Regions from separate parts of the Homo sapiens genome. Here region 1 is linked to region 2. Evidence: chromatin loops called from intact Hi-C (ENCODE). Cell type or tissue: dorsolateral prefrontal cortex. All regions are shown on one strand. Each heading gives the region's core, and the rest is flanking DNA. Links, peaks and the distances in the headings are about the cores only.

Region 1 (2,902 bases), core at 89-2,588, 48 kb before region 2:
TAAGCAGGAGTGATTCACACACACACACACACACACACACACACACACATGCATGCATGCACTGTGCCCTCTGTAAAGGCGTCTCACACAGGCACACAATCGCAGTGGCCAGGAGCCAGGCACCGCGGGTCTGCGAACTGATTTCTCCCTGCATATCCCATTGTTCAGAGCTTCCTTGGCCTGGGTCCCAAGCACAGGGACCCAGTGTCCATCCCACAGGCTGGCATAGGTCACAGGATGAAGCTTCTCCGGGTGCAATGTTCAGGGGTCACCTTGTGGTGGGTGGGCCATGCTGCAGGGCTGCCTGCCCATCCCCTGCCCAGGTTTTGCACCAAAGCACTGAGCTCTGGCTCAGCCTGCAGCCTATCCTACAAGGGAGATGGGGCTGGGACCCCCATCCCACAAAGGCTGGCCCAGCACAAGCCTTTCGCTGGGGTCTGAGAGAAATCCTGGAGGTTTCTGAGGGGTCCTCACCTCCTCCCCACAGGCAGGCTCCTCAGCCCCTTTTTCAGAAAGCGGGTATGTGTGGGCACCAGGCCTAGCATGCAGGACACTGCCCCGCTGCAGTGTCCCCCTCAAAAGACGCCCTCCCTCATGCTGTCTGCCCATCAAAGGAGCCCTCGCCCACCCCGAGTGGCCTCACCTTGAAACACAGACAGGTGGGGCCAGGGTCAGGCAGGGCCACCCCCCGAGAACCAATGCTCCCCTTCAGAGCCAGGCCTGCCCCTGAGATGGGACACAGAATTCACAGAATCCACAGCCTGGGCAGGCCCACAGTGCAGGGTGAGTCTGCAGCTCAGAGAACTGGGCTTCTGGCTCTGAATCACTCTTCCTTCGACTACACCTGGCCGTCTCCTGCCTCTCACCCAGGAGGGAGAAGGTCCTGCCGTGGGAACAAGGCTGCAGGCCTGCAAACCTGTTCCACCCCAATGGGGTGCTTCTCTCAGGCCCCAGAGCCCCCAGTCAGTCCCCTATTCAGAGCGTGCAGCCCCTGGCCTAGGCCTGGGGTAAAAGCCATTTGTTGCCTAGTGAGGGTGCAAGGCGGGCATCCCTGCCATGTTTTATGGTCCTTTCTTTCCTGCTGCCCGCTCCTGCCTCCACCCCTTTCTCCCCTGGGAACACACTCCCCCCATCTGCTGCACACAAAAGCCCATTCTGGCCTCTTGCTTTGAGACCAGCGTCACCCTGGAGACTGGCGCCTTCCGGCCCAGCCATCCTCTCCCCGCCCCAGCCTGGCCCTGGCTCCCAGGCTGGCCTGCTGCCCCCGTGTCCCCCTTTAGGGTCCTCTCCCGTGAGCCGGGAGTCTGAGGTGCTCTCGGTCTCTCCTCGGGGGCCCTGCCCCACGGGTCAGGCTCCACTTCTGTTGCTGCCGCACCCTGGAAGCCCCCAGGACCGCTCCACACTCGCCATCACCCTGGCTTTGTGTCACAACCTGCGTGGCGCAGGTGCAGGATGCACCAGCATGGATGACATGTCACTCTCCCTGGAGGAACCCGCTTGGCAGGGGTAGCTGATAACTTAGGGCCAGCGCAGACACAGAACTGTGCGAAATGACGCTGATGTCGCAGTGATGCGAGCCGCATGTTCCTCGCCTCACCTGCTCACTTTCTGAGCCTCACTGCAGCGACAGGAGGCAGGAAGCACCCCCAACCCCCGGTTTTAATAAATCCTCCTGCCATTATCACGCCCATCGGAGGGCTGCTGGGCGAGGCCAAGGATTCTGGATGGGAAGAAGATGGTGGAGCAGGTCCCTGGGAGAAGCCCAGGGCCAGTCATGAGCTGGGACGATCCCGCATGGTCAGCAGCAGGTCCCACTTCCTCGTACTGGTGCCACTTATCATTAAAGCAATAATGAGTGAATGCAGACACACAAAGGTGTGTGCAGGGAAGAGCCTCTCCCCAGAGGTGGCCACTGGCAGCAAGTTGGGTGTCAAAGCTGACTGTCTTCCGTGATCAGACGAGATCGGTCGTGTTCAGGGTGGTATGGTCGTAGACAAAGCTGACTGCCATTAACTCTTTCATCAACACTCACTCCGGCCAGGCCGTGAGGAGGGGCTGAATTGGGCCACTGCAGCTCCTGCCGCAGCCCCCACACACGTTCACCTGGTTGGGCTCACAGCAGCCCAGAAGGCAGGTACATGGCTGCCCTGTTTTACAGGTGAGTAAACAGAGGCACAGAAGGGTCAGTCACTTTCCTTGAGCCCCACAGCCAGCTCTGGCCAGGCCTCAGAGCCCACATCCCTTAGTGCCCCTGTGGCCAGCTCCTTTCTGCACCCAAGGGACCCCACACCTGAGGGACCCCACCCAGCCGGGGAGTCCTGCTGTCACTGACTCCTCCTCATGTGCAGACCTTGACTCAAAGGCTAGCTCCCAGGAACACATCCTCACCTGTCCACCCTTGGCTGTGGTCCTCTCTCCTTGCTAAAAGTCACCTTTGACCCAGACATCCCGCAGCAGCCCCTGCTCCAGGAGCTGGGGCAGAAAGCAGGGTATTCCCAGCCTGACTGATCAGTAGGAGGGGCAGGGAAGGCTGAGGGAAAGGGTCCTGCACACCAGACTACTGCAGACCCCATCTCCCACCCGCCGCAGGCAGCCCCCAAAGAGGCACATCTCCCTCAGCTGAGCCCCCAGGGTCCTTCCTGCAGCCCTGGCACGCCCACAACCCTTCCCTACCAGGCCTGTGCTTGTCCTTCGTGGCTCCTCCTCCACTGTCCTGACCCCCGATGACTTCTCTGGGTAGGGGATAAGGGTGGAGGCAAAGATGTGGGGGCTCCCTGAGATGCCCCCGCTCTGCTCCTCGCTGGGGGCTTCCCACAGCAAAGACAGAAAAGAAGGTCCCCATTGTTCCCAAATAAAGACTCTGCTGGTTCTTTCTTTTTCCTCCTTTCTTCTTTTGCATTCC
Region 2 (2,902 bases), core at 214-2,713:
TCCTCGTTTGAGCTGAATCACGCCAATTGTGTGTCCCGTCCCCGTGACCACTGGGTACAATCGCAAATCTTACTGCTGGCAAGTTCTTTTGTCTGACTTCTGCAAGTCTTTTAATGGGGTTTCTAAAGAAGTCACTGGAAAGGAGACTGTTTTCCTGCCAGATCCTCAGCAGAGGGAAGAATTTCCCTGTTGTTTCGGGATTATGGGTTGCAAGGGAGGCGATACAAAGGAGCAGAGGAGAAGAATGGGCCAGGACACAAACTCCGTATGTGTCAGCTGGGAGCAGCAGCACCTCACGGGGCCTTGGTGCACTTTGGGGGCTGAGGTCAGGTCTCGTGGTCACCTGCCTGTGTGGAGCCAGCCCTGAGCCCTGCCTGCAGCTGGCCCAGCACACACATGCCTGCACCATCCACATGCCTACCTGGGGCATGCATGCAGAGGCTTGGGGTGTTCGCCTGTGGAGCACACCTTTAGAGGCTGCAAGGCAGCAAGCCTCTGAGTCAGGCAGCCAAGGCAGGGCTGTGGGCACTCGTGCTCTTTTGCTGCCTTCCCCAGTCTCCAGGGGAATGGGCACACACAGGCTCTGGAGCCAAAGTGCCCGGATTCAAACCCTCCACTCCCTAGCTGGTGTGACTGGGAAAAGCCACTTGATCTGTCTGTGCTGTGTCTTCATTATCTGTCAAATGGCGATACAGTGCACACCTCATATGGTTGTCATAAGGCTGGCCTGTGGCAAAGGTTCAACAAATACTGTCATCAGCATTACTCCCATCTTATGAAGGAAGAAAATAGGCCGGGCACGGTGGCCACGCCTGTAATCCTAGCACTTTGGGAGGCCGAGGCGGGTGGATCACCTGAGATCAGGAGTTCGAGACCAGCCTGGCCAACGTGGTGAAACCTCTTCTCTACTAAAAATACAAAAATTAGCTGGGCATGGTGGCGGGCACCTGTAATCCTAGCTACTCGGGAGGCTGAGGCAGGAGAATCACTTGAACCTGGGAAGCAGGTTGCAGTGAGCCGAGACTGCGCCATTGCACTCCAGCCTGGGAGACAGGAGTGAAACTCCATCTCAAAAAAAAAAAAAAGGAAAAGAAAAGAAGACCCACTTTTTACTTAGCTAACTAATGACAGAACTAAGTAGGACATCTGTCTAATTCCAGTTAGTGGCTAGCGGCTTCTTTTTAGAATACCAAGCTGCCTTTCAGAAGCCAGATCGAGTGATCCTGGGGCTAGGTGGGTGATGAACACTTTGGAGGGGTGGGGTTTGGTGCAGGCCATACTGTCTTGGATTTCCAGGTACCCCTAAGTTCCCTGGTCCATCTGATTTCATCCAGGCCGCTTTGCAGGAAGTGACAGCTGTTTGGGGTTCCTTGGTGCCCCCTGCCGGATAGATTGCATCTAACGTTTTCCTGGGTTGATGAAAGCCCTGGGTGCTTTGAAACTGGCTGGCTCTCCAGATTCAGGAGGGATGTGGATGTTTTTGTCTGCCTCTGCCTTAGCCATCCTGGGCCCAGCAGCTCAATTCCTCAATTCAACCCTGGTTTTTCTTTCACTAATTAAAAGAAGTAGCTTTTAACTCTCCTTTTTACGAGCAGCTTACCAACTGTTCTGCCCCAGCGACTCACCCCACGCTGGGGGATCTCCCTATCAGCAAAAACGGAGGCTCAGTCCCTGCAGATGTTTGGTGGTTCTGTTGCATTCTGTTCTTTCTCCTTTTCAGTAGACAAACTACAAGGCGGCTGTACCAACAGTTTATCCTCTTGTTTCTTCCTCATGTGTTGGGAAAACAGGTCCCAGGAATCCTGGTGGAAGCACATTGGTGGGGAGCTGAGGAGCCTTCTGTTCCCAAGTCATTCTGCTGACATGGCCAGGCCCTCCTCAGGCCCACAAGGTGTGTGCTCAGCACGCCTCTGTCTGTGTGGCCTTGGAGGGATCATGTCTCTGCACCTTTTCTTTCTTACATGACAAATAAACAAAGTCTGCTCAAAATTCCTTAAAGGGTACTCTGAGGACTCAGCTAGTGAGTGGGAATACGACTGCTTTCATAATTAAGTTAAACTTTTTAAGGAGATAATTATAGACTCACATGCAGTTCTAAGAAATAATACAGAGATCTATCATGTACCCTTTACTGTTCCCCCCACTGGTAGCATCTTGCAAAATTTAGCACAGTCTCACACCCAGAATCTTGACAGGGACAGCCACATGGAACATTGCCATCACCACAGCATTGGTCATGCCCTTCTTTCATAACCACTGCCACCTCCCCATCTTTCACCGCTGACAACCCACAGATCTGCGGTCCATTTCTATAATTTTTTCATTTCAAGAATAGTATAAAATGGATCCATATAGTATGTACCATTTTGGGTTTGAATTTCTTTGCTCAGCATTATTCTCTAGAGACTCATCCAAGTTGTGCATATGGCATGTAATTGCCATAAGCTTTGGTTGTTTTCCAGGTCTCCTACAAAGTTGGTTCTGGCAACTCTGGTTCGTTTTTTGATGTTTCTGTTGGAGTTCTCTAGTCTGCTATTTTGCTGACATCATTCCTCTGGAAGATGACTTTAAAATTAGAAAATATTCTGATTTTCCTTCTCCCTTGTTCCCTTTGTATTCTTTTTCTCTCATGAGCTCTATTTCTTCTGTCTTGTGGCTGTCCCTTAGGGCTTTTCCATCAGCCTTATTCTCTTGTTCCTCCACATACAAACTCTAGATTAGCGCATTGCTTGGCTTTATCTACAGATCGATGGCCCCACATCAGTCTCCAGCCCCGATATCACTCTTTTCCATCTGACCACCTCCTGGATACCTACTGTCTGAGTCAGTTTTCTGTTGCTATAACTGAATACCTGAGACTGGGTAATCTTTAAAAAGGTTTATTTTGGTTGATGGTTCTGGA

What was found. A loop is a pair of places that touch in the nucleus more often than their neighbours do. Peaks named below come from ENCODE experiments on the same cell type or tissue, not always from the same donor. Only the 100,000 strongest peaks of a DNase experiment are listed, where the experiment ranks them.
Region 1: it touches region 2 in a loop (2.1-fold over the local background); 13 of 110 quality-filtered maps call a loop at or near these places.

Annotation. Positions count from the first base shown.
Region 1 is chr2:130,824,724-130,827,625 of GRCh38, forward strand. No RefSeq gene overlaps it. Among named protein-coding and RNA genes, the nearest start is that of ARHGEF4, 11 kb to the right of the region's middle. RefSeq lists enhancers at 967-1,542, 1,543-2,120, 2,121-2,698. In dorsolateral prefrontal cortex, for the core only: no CTCF peak of the experiment used is centred there; DNase peaks (open chromatin) are centred at 128 and 1,128; H3K27ac peaks cover 2,500 bases.
Region 2 is chr2:130,872,517-130,875,418 of GRCh38, forward strand. The region is part of intron 1 of ARHGEF4 (Rho guanine nucleotide exchange factor 4); the gene reads left to right. Among named protein-coding and RNA genes, the nearest start is that of ARHGEF4-AS1, 37 kb to the left of the region's middle. In dorsolateral prefrontal cortex, for the core only: CTCF peaks have their summits at 1,376 (motif pointing left) and 1,580; a DNase peak (open chromatin) is centred at 1,375; H3K27ac peaks cover 2,500 bases.